3 separate regions of the Homo sapiens genome follow, and regions 1 and 2 are each linked to region 3. The links are chromatin contacts, found by Hi-C or POLR2A ChIA-PET in ENCODE. All regions are on one chromosome and are shown on one strand. The core of a region is the stretch at or near the end of the contact, and the rest is flanking DNA. Distances in the headings are between cores, read along the strand shown. Region 1 holds the start of CFAP52 (cilia and flagella associated protein 52). Region 2 overlaps PIK3R6 (phosphoinositide-3-kinase regulatory subunit 6). Region 3 overlaps STX8 (syntaxin 8).

Region 1 (4,543 bases), core at 655-3,154, 280 kb after region 3:
TGGTCAGGCTGGTCTCGACCTCCCGACCTCAGGTGATCTGCCTGCCTCGGCCTCCCAAAGTACTGGGATTACAGGCGTGAGCCACCACCGCGTCCGGCCTAAAATTAGGTTTAAAAAAGTAAATGCTAAATTAAATAATTGGCCCAAATAACCTAGATTCCAGGTAACTCAACTTTGTTCTTGGAATCCATTCTTCTAATATCCAGGATGTGGGCAACTTAAACAATTATAAACTATATTAGAAATAACAACATAAGACACATATTCCAACAAGAACGTTATAGAGCTGTAATATGTTTTTAATTATTAAGCAGAAAGGTCAAGTCTATGTTCAATAACAATACGTTCCTTGGGATCAAACAATATGTTCCTTGGGATCAAAAGTTGCATCTTTCATCATGCAGTCCTTGGGATTAACTGCTAAATAAATCACCCTTATCAGCTATTGTTTTACTGCAGAAGCTACTGCTAAAGGAAAAGACTTCATGATATTAACTCAAGAAAGTGCAAAATGCCTTATAAACAAGTGCACAATTTCCCTCCCAGGTTCCTGTATCTGGAAGGGCCCCCAAGATCTAGGTCTTAGCCCCAGCTGGTTACTAACTGGCTGGTGGCCATGGATTCTGAACCTCGGTTTCTCCACCTGTGAAATAAGGGGGTTTACCGGGATGGACTGACATGCTACAAAAACGTTATTTCGACTTCACTTTTATAGGAGTCCAGGGAAGCCTGCACCAGCCAGCTAGCTCCAAAACCAGGATGGGCGGGAAATCCCCGCAACGAGATGCAGCCCAGAAAAGCTAAAGGAATATTCAGAGATTTGGCGTAAGTCCTCAGCTCTCCAGCGGACCACCTGGTCTCCTTCCCGGGCCACCCTTGCAAGGACCAAGTGTGGCGGGATGTGGCTGAGCCCCCTCAGTAAAGGAAAGGTCTCGCTGCCCCTCCCCTCATCCCGAAAGGCCACCAGCGGCAATGCGAAGTGATTGCCTGCTCTCCGGAAGCCCGGCCTCCCCGAAGGTCCCTCCACGCACCGCCGCCCTCACCCGGGACTCACCAGGGGTCCGGTGCCATCCTGCAGACTCCGCCCGCCGCTCGGACTCTTCCTGCTCTTAGCAGCTGACTACGGCGGCCCGCGCGGCTCACTCCCCGCAGTTCGTCCCGTGCGCGACCGGAGCCTGGAGTTTGCAAAGTGAGTAGCTAGGGCCTCAGAACTATAATCAGAGAAAGCAAAGCGCTCCCCTGCGGACAGTACACTGGAGCAATCTACTCCCACCAAGAGACGCGAACTGCTAAGCTCAGTTAAAATTGTTAAATAGAAACAAAGCATTTTCCCAGGAAGGTGGGAGCGCTGCAAGACCTCTCTGTAGCAGTTACTTAAAAATTTATCCTGCTTCAAAAACAAAACAATAAACAAAACACTAGATTGCGGTGAGACTTGCACGCTGCGTAAACTCACTACAACCTACTTTAAGTTAACTTTATGATATGTAAATTATACCTCAACGCTTTTTAAAAAATCTTTAAAATTTTTTTCACACTGCTCCAAACAGGGGCCCAAAGAAGTATCAATTATATATATTTTTTATAGCAGCCTTCCTATCAGTCCTGTACGCCTGATTACATATTTTTTAAATGCCATTCATTCGGTGCTTGATTTTAGAGTTACTAAGAAGTCACAGACTCTACACAAGGGGATGGAGGAATTAGTTCTGCGCAGTTAGTGCCATCCCCTAAATTTCCAGAGAAATAGCACAAAAAAAAAGAAGAGGAGTCCCACCCCATCTCTCTTCCAGTCCCCATACCCCTTCATTTCCAAGAATGCTAATGAACTCGAACTCGGCAGGCTGGGTTTCTGCGCGGGCGTGGAGCTGGAGCGCATGCGCTCGTCCGTTACCATAACGACCAGAAGACGCTGCAGCCACTAGGGAGGAGAGCAAAGTAATCAGAACCTCCCAAGGATGGATAACAAAATTTCGCCGGAGGCCCAAGTGGCGGAGCTGGAACTTGACGCCGTGATCGGCTTCAATGGTGAGGCCTCCAGCATCTTTGGGCTGGCTGGTTTAGGAATTCGGAGGACGTGTAGTGCAAACAGGAATAGTGAGACACCGGGGACACCTGAAAGGCAGTGTGGGACAACGGCAGGAGCCCTGGCCAGGGACACGCACAGGAGGACCCGCACAGCCTGACCTGCCCCAAGGCCTTGGAGAGTCACTTCCTCGATCCAAGCCTCAGGGAGTGAGATGGTTTTTACCAGCTCGGACAAGCGCCAGCACCTAAAAGGGACCAAATGCCTCTTCCCCAGGCGGGCCGGATGAGTACGGGTGGTTGTAACCCTTCTCCCACTAGGTCAGCCCTTCCTGGCTCTGAACCCCACGCCGCTCGCAAAGCCCTAGGCTCCTTCGTAACCACACAGAAGGATGCTGTCTGTGTCGGCCCCTGGGACCAGCTAGGAAATCTGCTAAAATCCCAACTGGCGTACCAGTGAGAAAGGGCTGGGAGGGAACGTGTGTTTGAGCAACCCCCTGAGGGGATGTTGTTGGTCCTCTAATCCTAAGGAAGGTTTCTAAATGATGAGGATTTCAGACCAGGACAGAAGGGGAAGGGGACGCCAGGGGGAGCTAAAGCGGAGAGAAAAAGGGACTGGGCCGCTCCGCTGAAATCTTATTTGTGACTGCCTATTGTTTTGAAGATTCTGGGAAGAAAAAGCTGTGGGGTTTTATTGTTCGTTTTGAGGGGTTTTGGTTTTTTGAGGGATGAGAAAACAATGAATTAGATTTTAGGAGAAGCAAAACTTTTCAAAAATGTGTGTTGTGATGCCTGAAAGCTTTAAGAATGTGGATGCAGAACAATCACTGTCTAAAGTTTTAAGCATACTCTAGGACTTAGCTCTTGACTCTTGGTTTAACTTTAACAGTCTCCAATAGAAAGTGAGTGCTTTATACATTTCGGATATCAGATATCTTGAGAGTTGGTTACAAGATCATTGAGAAACAATTGAGCAGCCTACAGTGGGTTGCATAATGTCACTTGTTGAGCCAATGTAGAACCACACACATAGAACTCTGCAACTGAGGCCGGGGGCAGTGGCTCATGCCTGTAATCCCAGCGCTTTGGGAGGCCAAGGCAGGTAGATCACCTGAGGTCAGGAGTTCGAGACCATCCTGTCCAACATGGTGAAATCCCATCTATACTAAAAATACAAAAATTATCCGGGCGTGGTGGTAGGTGCCTGTAATCCCAGCTACTTGAGAGGCTGAGGGAGGAGAATCACTTGAACTTGGGAGGCAGAGGTTGCAGTGAGCCAAGGTCACGCCACTGCACTCCAGCCTGGGGGACAGAGCGAGACTCCGTCTCAAAAAATAAATAAATAAATAAACAAACAAACATACATATTCAACAGGTTATAGGAGGAGCTATGAATACTCATGAAGGTGGTCCCAACACATGTGTATTGAACAAACATTGATGTAATATATCACTCATATTCACCTTGGGATGGAGACCTAACATTTAAATGTATTACAATTAGGTCCTATATGTCAAAAGGCCTTTTCAGGACATGACGGCACGTTAAGTGGGAAGCCTCAGTAAACTGGCCAGAGGTAGTCCGTGGTGAGTGGTCTTCTTGCCAGGAGAACATTACTGAAATCACTCTGTTGTCCAATCAAAATTGTTCTTATGGCGGGTTGAACAGGGCTTCAGTTAGTAAGTGCCTATGAACTGGACAGGTTGCAGTTGTTTTCATATTGCTTATCTCAAGATAAGTGCTTGTTTAGCTGCCAGAGAAAAAGAAAAACCTTGTGGCAGTGTATAGTTTATTTTATTTATTTATTTTGAGACGGTGGAGTCTCGCTCTGTTGTGTAATGGCACAATCTCGGCTCACTGCAACCTCCACCTCCTGGATTCAAGCTATTCTCCTGCCTCAGCCTCCAGAGTAGCTGGGATTATAAGCACCCACCACCACGCCTGGCTAATTTTTGTATTCTTAGTAGAGACGGGGTTTCACCAAGTTGGCCAGACTAGTCTCCAATTCCTGACCTCAGGTGATCCACCCGCCTTGGCCTCCCAAAGTGCTGGGATTACAGGCTTGAGCCACCACACCCAGCCACAGGGTGGAGGGGTGCATGGCCTTAGGTCCTGTTTATAATTTGATATCTTATTGCCACACAGTCTGTCAATCTTATGATCTCTATTTTAACATTAATGCTGATCAGTTGTGTCTAAACCACAAAAGAGAGGGGGTATAATGAGGCATGTCTGACCTCCCATTCCGTCAAGGCTGGGAACTCTGCTTTAAGGTGTTTTGGGGGTCCCTTTGTCCAAAAGGGGATCTGTTCAGTCAGTGGCTGGGGTGGGGCAGCGTGGGGATTGGGGAGCTTATGATTTTATTTTTAGTTTACAAAAGTGATTGAGTTTTCTGTATTTTGTCTTCACTGAAAAATGTTTATTTTAAAAAACTATACTAGCTCTAAAAAAAAGAGGGAGAGAGAGAAAAGACAGAACTTTCATAAGGCTCGGGAGAGAAGATTTTGACTAGGAGTC
Region 2 (4,843 bases), core at 162-2,661, 430 kb before region 3:
TGAATGAATGAAAGTGAAGAATATTGCCAAAAGCCACGTGGCCATGAAGGATAGAACCAGGGCTAGAGCCCAGATCTCAACCTGGGGCGTGGGGTCATGGCCACTTCCCCTGACGTCCGCATGCCTTCCTTTCCCCTCTGTAAACCTCACAGAACCCCCCTCTGTCTTTGTGAAATAAAATGAACACAAACTTCTGTCTGGGGCGGCCTGGGTTAATAATGAACACGGGGCAGCCTCGAAAGAAAAGAAATCTCACAGATAAAGACTAAAAGAGAAGTGTAAGATACCAGGAATTTTTGTGGCAAATGGAGAGTGCTTCTGGGCTGATTTTTAATTGAAAGTAAAATTCCCCTTTGGGAGGCTGAGGCAGGCGGATCACAAGATCAGGGATCGAGACCATCCTAGCTAACATGGTGAAACCCCGTCTCTACTAAAAATACAAAAAATTAGCTGGGTGTGGCGGCAGGTGCCAGTAATCCCAGCTACTTGGGAGGCTGAGGCAGGAGAATCGCTTGAATCCGGGAGGCAGAGGTTGCAGTGAGCTGCAATCGTGCCACTGCACACCAGCCTGGGCAACAAGAGTGAAACTCTGTCTCAAAAAAAAAAAAAAAAAAGGGAAAGTAAAATTCTAAGAAACTTTACCAGTAACTGTCAGAAAGCCTCCCTATTCATTTGCTCATTCCTTCATTCACTCACGCATTCACTCATCAAACATTTATTCAGCGTTTCTATATATTTGTGCAGGTGCTGCTTCCTTGCTCCTCCCACAGGAGACCTTTGTGGTCGATTTCCTGTCCTTTGGGGCTGCTGACCACACCAGTGTGGGGGAAGAGCCCCCAGGGGATGAGCTTGCACGTAGACAGGAAATGGAAATAGAAGCAGCTCATTCTTAAAATGCATCAACATCAAATGTGTCTTCGTTTCAGGAATGAGAAGAATTTTTTAGGAAATAAAGCTTGCCCTTTCAAGCACCAAACCATGCCTCTGAATGTTTTCTCAATTAATCTTTTTTTTTTTTTTTTTTTTTTTTTGAGACAGTTTTGCTCTTGTCGCCCAGGCTGGAGTGCAGTGACGCGATCTCGGCTCACTGCAACCTCCGCCTCCTGGGTTCAAACGATTCTCTTGCCTTAGCCTCCCTGAGGCTAGGAATTACAGGCACCCGCCGCCACCCCTGGCTAATTTTTGTATTTTTAGTAGAGACAGGGTTTCGCCATGTTAGCCAGGCTGGTCTCGAACTCCTGACCTCAGGTGATCCACCCACCTCGGCCTCCCAGAGTGCTGGGATTAGAGGCGTGAGCCAGGCGCCTGGCTGTTTTCTCAATGAGTCTCAATGGAAGCTCATTGTATGCACCGTGCCATAAAACGGTGGCGATGGCAGGAGCTATCAGTAGGCGAGGGTAGCCCTATCCTACATTGAGTGGCTGTTACTGTTTGACTTCTCATGTATGATTCCTCATTTCAGCAGCACCAGCTGTGTTCTGCACTTAGTGGGTGAGTGGAGGCTGCAGTCCAGCCCACCGCTCTGCTGGCCTTTTTGTAATTTACTCAGGCAGGGAGGGTGAGGTTTTGCAATTCATCCATCCAAAGAGGAACTTGCTGTAATTTGTCTACTCAGAGGGGTGCCTCTTTCTGATTTGAACAAAGTGCCTTCTGTGTTGGCTGCAGCCCTGCCTGGGCTGTGTCTGCTCCTCCACCCAACTGCCAGTTTGCTGAAGGCTGGGAAGCCGGAATAAGCACATGCAATTGTCTTGTATGTAAAATGAAGAAACAAAGCCTGAGAACTGATCAATGAAAAGAGCATCAAACTTCCATCCATGGACTTGCAACTTCTATTTGCTCAGAGGGCCCTCTGGCTGTCTTCTGAGTTCCTGGCAGTGTTTTGGGTGGCTGAGGTTGGTGAGTAAATCAAAGAGCCTCTTCAGAACATAATCCATGGGGCAGAAATTGCACAAGACCTGAGAGGTTAGAGATGAATGAATGAGACATAGTCCTTGCCCCCTGGGGTGCGTGGTCTACCAGTCTGTCACCTCATAATGACCGCAGGGTGGCTGTACTTGCCCAAGACCCCTGGAACAGACGTCACACACCTATGGCCCACCATTAGCACACTGAAACTGTCTCACCGCCCCATGCACGCAGCATGCTTGTGATGGTTTATGTGTCAACTTGACCAGGCCAAGGGAGGCCCAGATGGCTGGTGAAGCATTATTTCTGGAGGTGTCCATGAGGCTATTTCCAGGAAAGATGAGCATCTGAATGCAGGGAGTGAGTCAAGATCTGCCCTCAGCCATGTGGGTGGGCATCACGTGATCTGCTGAGGGCCTGAATAGGAGAAGAGGGAGGAGGAAGGGCAGATGTGCTCTCTGTGCTTCAGCTGGGACATCCATCCTGCCCTTGGACAAAATCAGCGCTCTTGGTTCTCCAGCCTTCGGACTTGGACTGAGACTGACGCCGTCATCTTCCCTGGTTCTCAGGCCTTTGGACTCAGACTGGAATTACACCACTGACTTTCCTGGGCCTCTAGTTTACAGACCACGGATTACAGACTTCTCAGCCTCCACAATCACAGGAGCCAATCCCTGCTAATACATCCTTTTGTTCTCTACCCACTCCCCACCCACCTCCCAGTCTCTCTCTCTATCCTATTTGTTGTGTTCCTCTGGAGTGGCCTGACTAATACAATGCTTAAGAAGACTAACCATTTCGCAGACTCATGTAAGAGACTCTCAGAGACTTTGCTCTGTCTAGTATATTTTTAAAATTCACTTTTCACATAAAAAACCATGCGTATGGTAAAAATCTGAAAGGCACAGATAGCTATGCAGTGAAAAGCCAGACTCCTTCTTAGCTATCCTCTGGCCCAAGGGTCCCCAAACCCCAGGCTGCGGATGGGCACTGATCCGTGGGCCGTTAGGAACTAGGGACACAGCAGCAGGTGAGTGGCTGGTGAGCCACCAGGACCGCCTGAGCTCCGCCTCCTGGGGCGGGGGGCGGTGTGGGCATAAGATTCTCATAGAAGCTCGAACCCTATTGTGAACTGCGCATGCAAGGGATCCAGGCTGCCCGTTTCTTAAGAGAATCTAATACCTGATGATCTGAGGTGGAGCAGTTTCATCCCGAATCCATCCCCATCCCCAGCCCCAGCCCCAGCCCCCTTCCCCACCCAGTAAACCCCTACCCACCCCCAAACCCCTTCCGTGGAAAAATTGCCTTCCATGAAACTGGTTCCTGGTGTCAAAAAGGTTGGGGACCACTGCTCTGGCCCATCAGTTTCCTTCCCCAGGAGAAGCCACAGTTTTTGGAAATTTGAATCTGTGGCCAACATTTAAAAGTCATATTTCATATAAAAATCAAGATTTCCAGCTTTTGCTTAAAATAAGTAACTGGAAGATCTAGCAACACCAGACCCACAATCTCGTGTGGCAACAATTAGCTGGAGTTGACATGCAGCTTCCCTGTAGAAGGGCCATGTGCTCCCCAGGGCTTCAGTGTCCCTATTGAGTTCACAATGGGGACTCTGAAGCCGGGGGCAGTGCCAGGCACACCACACCAGCACTATCAGCCTGTCCACATCATCATTTATGCTACCTATTGGGCTCTTGAAAGCAGACACGGGCCGGGCACGGTCACGCCTGTAATCACAGCATTTTGGGAGGCCAAGGCAGGTGGATCACAAGGTCAGGAGTTCAAGACCAGCCTGGCCAACATGGTGAAACCCCGTCTCTACTAAAAATACAAAAATTACCTGGGTGTGGTGGTCCCAGCTACTCAGGAGGCTGAGGCAGGAGAATTGCTTGAATCTGGGAGGCAGAAGTTGCAGCGAGCCAAGATCGCGCCACTGCACTCCAGCCTGGGTGACAGAGTGAGACTCTGTCTCAAAAAAAAAAAAAAAAAAGAAAGAAAGAAAGCAGACGTGTTGGCAATCCATGTTCTATATTGTGGTTCAAGTTGTGGTTCACAAAGAGAAAAGTTAATTGCAGAATGTCTGAAATGGGCTGGGCATTAGGGTTGCCACACAGGGCCCATAGAAGTCTTTCAACAAACACAGTGCATCTCTGTACTTCTCCCTAGCACCCGATGCCCTATACAGCAATCCTCCCTTATCTGCAGTTTCACTTTCTGCAATTTCAGTTGCTCAAGGTCAACTGTGGTCCAAAAATATTAAATGAAAAATTCTAGAAAGAAATGACTCCTAAATTTTAAATTGCACACTGTTCTGAGGAGCATGATGAAACCTCTCACCGTTCTGGTCTGTCCTGCCCGGAATGTGAAGCGTCCCTTTGTTCAGTGGGTGTACACAGTGTGTGCTACCTGACTGTAAGCCACTTGCTAGCCATCATGGTTATCAGATAAACTGTCGTGGTATCACAGTGCTTGTGTTCAAGTCACCCTTATTTTACTTACTCATGGCCCCAAGTTGCAAGAGAAGTGATGCTGGCAATTGAGATATGCCAAGGGGATGCCTAAGACCTCCAATAGTACTGAACCTGGCTGCTGTCAGTCAGCCAAGGAGAAGCTGTCAAGTGCTTCCTTGAAGTGAGTGAAAAGGCGAAAGTTCTCATCTTAACAAGGAAAGAAAAAAGTCGTATGTTGAAGTAGCTAAGATCTATGGTAAGAACAAATCTTCTAGCCATGAAATTGTGAAGGAAAAACAAATTTTTGCTAGTTTTGCTGTCTCAGCTGAAACTGCAAAGTTATGGCCACAGTGTATGATAAGTGCTTCATTAAGATAGAAAGGGCATTAAATGTGTGGGTGCAAGACCTGAGCAGAAATGTGTTCTGATTGACAGCAGCCAGGTTCAGTACTATTGGAGGTCTGAGTCATCCCCTGGGGGTCTTGGAG
Region 3 (4,799 bases), core at 1,806-4,305:
CTTAAGGGGGTAAATCAAGCAAGAAAATGAGTTCCAGGAATGAAGGGCTCCAAAAGAAGAAAGAGTTGATGGAAAGTCTCAAGAAGATATTAAGAAGGCCTAGCAGAGGAGTGCTGTCCTAGACAGCTACCAGTTTGGACTGGTTTAGAAGGACGAGGACTCCAGGAGAGCTGACCCCAAGGAAAATATAAAAAAGACAGATTATTTGATGTGCATCTGACGATACCCACAAATTTTTTTTTTTTTTAGTTTGGTAGTAATTTAGGGCAAGAATTATAATAGACAAAGGGGAAAATCCATCCTGGCTAACATGGTGAAACCCCATCTCTACTAAAAAAAAAAACAAAAAATCAGCTGGGTGTGGTGGCGGGCGCCTGTAGTCCCAGCTACTCGGGAGGCTGAGGCAGGAGAATGGCATGAACCCGGGAGGTGGAGCTTGCAGTGAGTCGGGATCGCGCCACTGCAGTCCAGCCTGGGTGACAGAGCAAGACTCCGTCTCAAAAAAACAAAAACAAAACAAAACACACAAAGGGAAAAATGACAATAAGTTCCAAAAAAACACAAAATATTGCATGAGAAAGGAGATCTAATTACAATAAACTACGTAGCTCTGTTAATGATATTGATATGGTCAAAATGAAAACAATGAGTGATAACTAACAATTGTAGTTTAACTCTGTTGGTAGCACAGAGAAAGAAGTGTGAGTGCCTGAGCATGTGTGTGGGCGGACAATGAAAGAACTAATCATTTCCCACAGGAGGAAGTTAAGAGACAGCTTCTAGAATTGCAAGCAAATCGAGTCATGTCAGTACAAGTACATTATTTAGAAATAAGAAAGCAAAACCAAGAAGAGAGTGTGAAAGAGTTGAAAGTACCTTCCTTTGGAGAGTGGGGTGTAGGGGAAGGAAGGTGAAACAGGTGACTCTTGCTTTCTGTTTTCTCTTTTGAAATACACCCTGCACTATTTGTCTTTTTAAATTATGCCATTATTTTGACTCATCACCAGGTGAAAGTCTATGTCAAATGCATGCCACTGTGTGTGGATTGAGGGCAGGTGTAGGGCAGGATGGGGGTGAGTGCCACCTGCATCTGAACGCCATGGAACACGCAGGTATTGGGTGTTAGAGACAGAAGAGAACACACATTCATTACACTCTCCTCTTGGCTGCTCAGCAAGCACGTGTGCGCGTATACGCACAAACACACACACAGGTATATACAATTTCAAGCAAATTTGATACATTTATCAAAATATAATTATCCCAAGCACAACCAAAACTGCATTCACTTCCTTCCCAACGGGAGAAAAATCTCAAATCACATCTTGCTACAGTATAGCGAGGGAAGGAGGGGCCTCTGTGGTACAAGTCCCAGATCTCTGGTTAATGGTCATCTTCTCAACCCAGTTCATAAATAGTTCTCCATATTATGACCAAGTAATTTAGTTATTTCCAATATATCCGATATATACCTGTAGACAAATGCCCTGAGGATGCTACCAAAAGCTCCTGTTTGGAAAAGGGGAAAGGCACACATTGCCACCCAGTCCAGGACGTACATGCTTCTTATTAGGGTGCAGTAACCCTGTCCCCTGGGAGGCTCATTCTTGTCTAATGTCCTCTGCTGAAAAAGACAACCCTTTGGGGGTTTCCGCACTACCTAAGGTCAGCTTCAAAAAGGGAATGTTGCATAGCCATGGTGAACATGGAACAAGTTCTAGGAAGAAATGAGGATCCAGAAGTAGAATCAACCCGAACAAATATTACTGTCAACCAAATAGAGTTTGTGTGTGTTGTATAAAATCACTGTAGAATTATATGCTTCAATTACTGAGATTAAATATTCAGTATCAGGAAAAAGCTTGCCTTTCTTAAAAAGTATGTTTTGGCTGGGCGCAGTGGCTCACACCTCCCAGCACTTTGGGAGGCCGAAGCCGAAAAGTCACCCGAGCCGAGGAGTTCACGACTAACCTGGGCAACATGGTGAAACCTCGTGTCCACTAAAAACACAAAACATTAGCTGGGTGTGGTGGTGGGTACCTGTAGTCCCAGCTACTCAGGAGGGAGGGAGGATCACCTAAGCCTGGGAATTTGAAGCTGCAGTGAGCCATGATCACGCCACTGCACTCCAGCATGGGCGATGGGAGTGAGACTCGGTCTCAAAAAAAAAAAAAAAAAAAGTATGTTTCTTTCCTTTCCTATTAAATACTTCCATTGTGGTACACATCATATTTCCCTTTCTGTGTTGGTTTTCCAAGATTCTATCCTCAGTGCTAAATTTAATGCTCAAATATGGTATTAGTTTAGGAATTGGACATATTTTATTTACGTTCTCTTCTACATGTAAACATTTTCTATTCTTTAACAGCTTTGAGATTTTATATATACATACATCTTTTATTGTAAACTACCCATGTCCTCTTTGGAATACATAGGTCACAAATTATAAATAAAATCTATCTTGGGATAGGATTTGAGCTATCTTTGCTAAACTGCCCTACAAGATTCCTAGAGATTGAGGTTGGGGAAGAAACTGGGCTTTGAACAGTCCAAAGGCTCCGCTAGCCAGTCTTTATTGCTTGCTGTTTTATCTTAAGTCTGGTTCTGCAGGCTAAACTCTGTGAACGTATTCATTTATTTATGCTTTTGTGTATATTTTGGTGTTGTTTCCAAGGAAAAGTTCTCTTTCAAATCCTCCCGCCTTGCCTTAGTTGAACTAAGGAGAAGTGGGATTTTCTCCTGTGTTGATGTGTTCCTGAGTGTTGGATGGGGTGCTGCCAGCTAACCAGACCAGGACTAGAGCTAAGGAAGAAGCTGCTGGAGCTGGGGCAGAGGCACTGGGAATCCAGGAGGTACAGGACTGGCCCAGAGGTGGATGGACGGAGTCCCTGCCCACAGGGCAATTCCTTTACACAAAGAAGAACCTCAGACAAATAAATGGGTACTAAACATATGAACGATATAAGGGTAGAGCAAAGGCATCCTGGAAGTCAGTGTCACGGTCTCCACCGTGGGGCCTGTCCGTGGGGCTTCAGCATTCACTGGCGTGGGAGACCTGCAGCTTAGGTGTGTCACCACCGTGTGGTGGAAGGGAGAGTGACAGGCATACAGAGCCCAGTGGGTTCCCAGTTCAGAGATTTATGGTGCTTTTCTAAGCCACAGCTTGAACAAAAATAGAATCTGTTTATTAAACTTGTCTCTTTCATAACACAACACAGACTTCAGAAAGATAACTTTACAGCAGACAAAATAAAGAGGAGGCACTCATATTTCTCCAGCTACCTGCTAATGGCTAATCTCGAGCATGCTTTATTCTGAGGCCTACAGGAAGGAGTTTCCTCCTCTCACCTCCAACTAAAAAGAATCCCCTTTCTTTACTTTGGCATTGAACCCCTTCAGCAGCACAGCTCACAGTCCTGGCCCTGGCTTACTAGGGCTTGCAGAATCATCTTGCTTCACCAAGCTGGTTTGGAAGCAGCAGAATTTCCTCTTGAGCCAACAAGTCTTCCCCTCGCTGAATGCTCTCTGGCTGTTTCTAAGAATGTGCTCTGCAGTTCCCATGCCCCAAGTCCTCAGATGCCACTAGCTATTCAGCTCTCATGCCCCCCATCTTCTCTCCAAACACAAGGCCTTACACCCAACCAGCAAGCAACTCTAGGAAGATTATTTTCAAGACAGATTAAAGTAACCTGACAGAAAATAGAACAAAACATGAATATCCGGTATCATCATGGATACTGGTTGGTTAAGCAAATTTAAATTCATTTCACCAATATTATTGAATTGGGTACAATCACTAAATAACCACTGGGACACAGCAGCCAGGGACCTCCATGTCTCCTAGGTAGATAAAGAAAAATAATAATGAATAGTGAGAGCATTTACAAAGTGCCAAGCATTGTTCTGAAGAATACACATGCTATAATTCATTTCACCCTCACAAATCTCCCAATGTTGGGTAGATCCCATGAATACTTCTAGTTTCTAGGCAGTATTCTAGGAGTATCTAAGGGATGCTCGAGGTCTCACAGCTGGTAACCAATGGAGCTGGATTCCAATCCAGAAAGTCAGATTGTAGACCCCTCAAAACAGTGTCTGCAGCCACTGCCTTACACGGCTTCCTGGGGAAGTCATCCCCTACCTGTAATCAGCTTATGAGGACCTCACAGAAGATGTGGAATTTTAGAGACTTTTTTTTTTTTTAATGAGAACATTATAACTTGGGCATGAGGTAGCTATGAAGAATTCTCAAAGACCTGATTAAGGTCCTTGGATAAGTGATGACAGTGAGATAGGAGGTGTAAGAAGGTCCGGCGGTCTACCCAGAAAATGTTACCATAAAAATAGAATACTGTCATTAATTTTGAAGTGAATACGACACTTTGTACTTTGCAAAGAACCGTGACATATATGTTATCCATTTTAAGCTTTGCAGTAACCCCAGATGTCATGTTTAACTTTTTATGTGGTCACCATTTATAGTACTTTTTTTTTTTTTTGAGATGGAGTCTCTGTCTGTCGCCCAGGCTGGAGTGCAGCGGCACGATCTTGGCTCACTGCAAGCTCCGCCTCCCGGGTTCACGCCATTCTGCTGTCTCAGCCTCCCAAGTACCTGGGACTACAGGCACCCGCCACCACGCCTGGCTAATTTTTTTTTTGTATTTTTAGTAGAGACGGGGTTTCACCGTGTTAGCCAGGATGGTCTCGATTTCCTGACCTAGTGATCTGCCCGTCTCGGCCTCCCAAAGTGCTGGGATTACAGGCGTGAGCCACTGCCCCTGGCCCAAGTCTTATTTTCT

The links. Hi-C counts contacts between places; a loop is a spot of excess contacts on that map. ChIA-PET counts read pairs that join two places held with the same protein, here RNA polymerase II (POLR2A). Pooled maps may share reads with other maps.
Region 1: a map with no recorded cell type shows a loop between it and region 3 (5-fold over the local background). The contact joins the promoter of CFAP52 here to the enhancer-like site in region 3. A Hi-C loop is called at or near these places in 1 of 37 single-sample maps with no recorded cell type and 8 of 50 pooled maps. POLR2A ChIA-PET finds 5 or more read pairs at or near these places in 1 of 52 experiments (HepG2).
Region 2: a loop to region 3 is called in a map with no recorded cell type, with 19 times the contacts of the local background. The contact joins two enhancer-like sites. A Hi-C loop is called at or near these places in 5 of 37 single-sample maps with no recorded cell type and 4 of 50 pooled maps. POLR2A ChIA-PET finds 5 or more read pairs at or near these places in 1 of 52 experiments (HEK293T).

What each region holds. Positions count from the first base shown.
Region 1 is chr17:9,574,738-9,579,280 of GRCh38, forward strand. CFAP52 (cilia and flagella associated protein 52) reads left to right here and starts at 1,905. Exons shown (of 14, transcript NM_145054.5): 1 at 1,905-2,028. The coding sequence starts at 1,959. It overlaps STX8 (syntaxin 8), which reads right to left and starts at 1,083. Exons shown (of 8, transcript NM_004853.3): 1 at 1,055-1,083. The coding sequence starts at 1,071. RefSeq lists enhancers at 1,066-1,245, 2,038-2,167.
Region 2 is chr17:8,857,305-8,862,147 of GRCh38, forward strand. The region is part of intron 1 of PIK3R6 (phosphoinositide-3-kinase regulatory subunit 6); the gene reads right to left. Among named protein-coding and RNA genes, the nearest start is that of PIK3R6, 7.9 kb to the right of the region's middle. RefSeq lists an enhancer at 2,136-2,395. Within about 2 kb of position 1,412, at least 8 of the 41 ENCODE cell types and tissues checked have a DNase peak (open chromatin) inside an H3K27ac peak, as active enhancers do.
Region 3 is chr17:9,289,281-9,294,079 of GRCh38, forward strand. All of the region lies in intron 7 of STX8 (syntaxin 8), which reads right to left. Among named protein-coding and RNA genes, the nearest start is that of NTN1, 270 kb to the left of the region's middle. RefSeq lists an enhancer at 975-1,084. Within about 2 kb of position 3,056, at least 10 of the 41 ENCODE cell types and tissues checked have a DNase peak (open chromatin) inside an H3K27ac peak, as active enhancers do.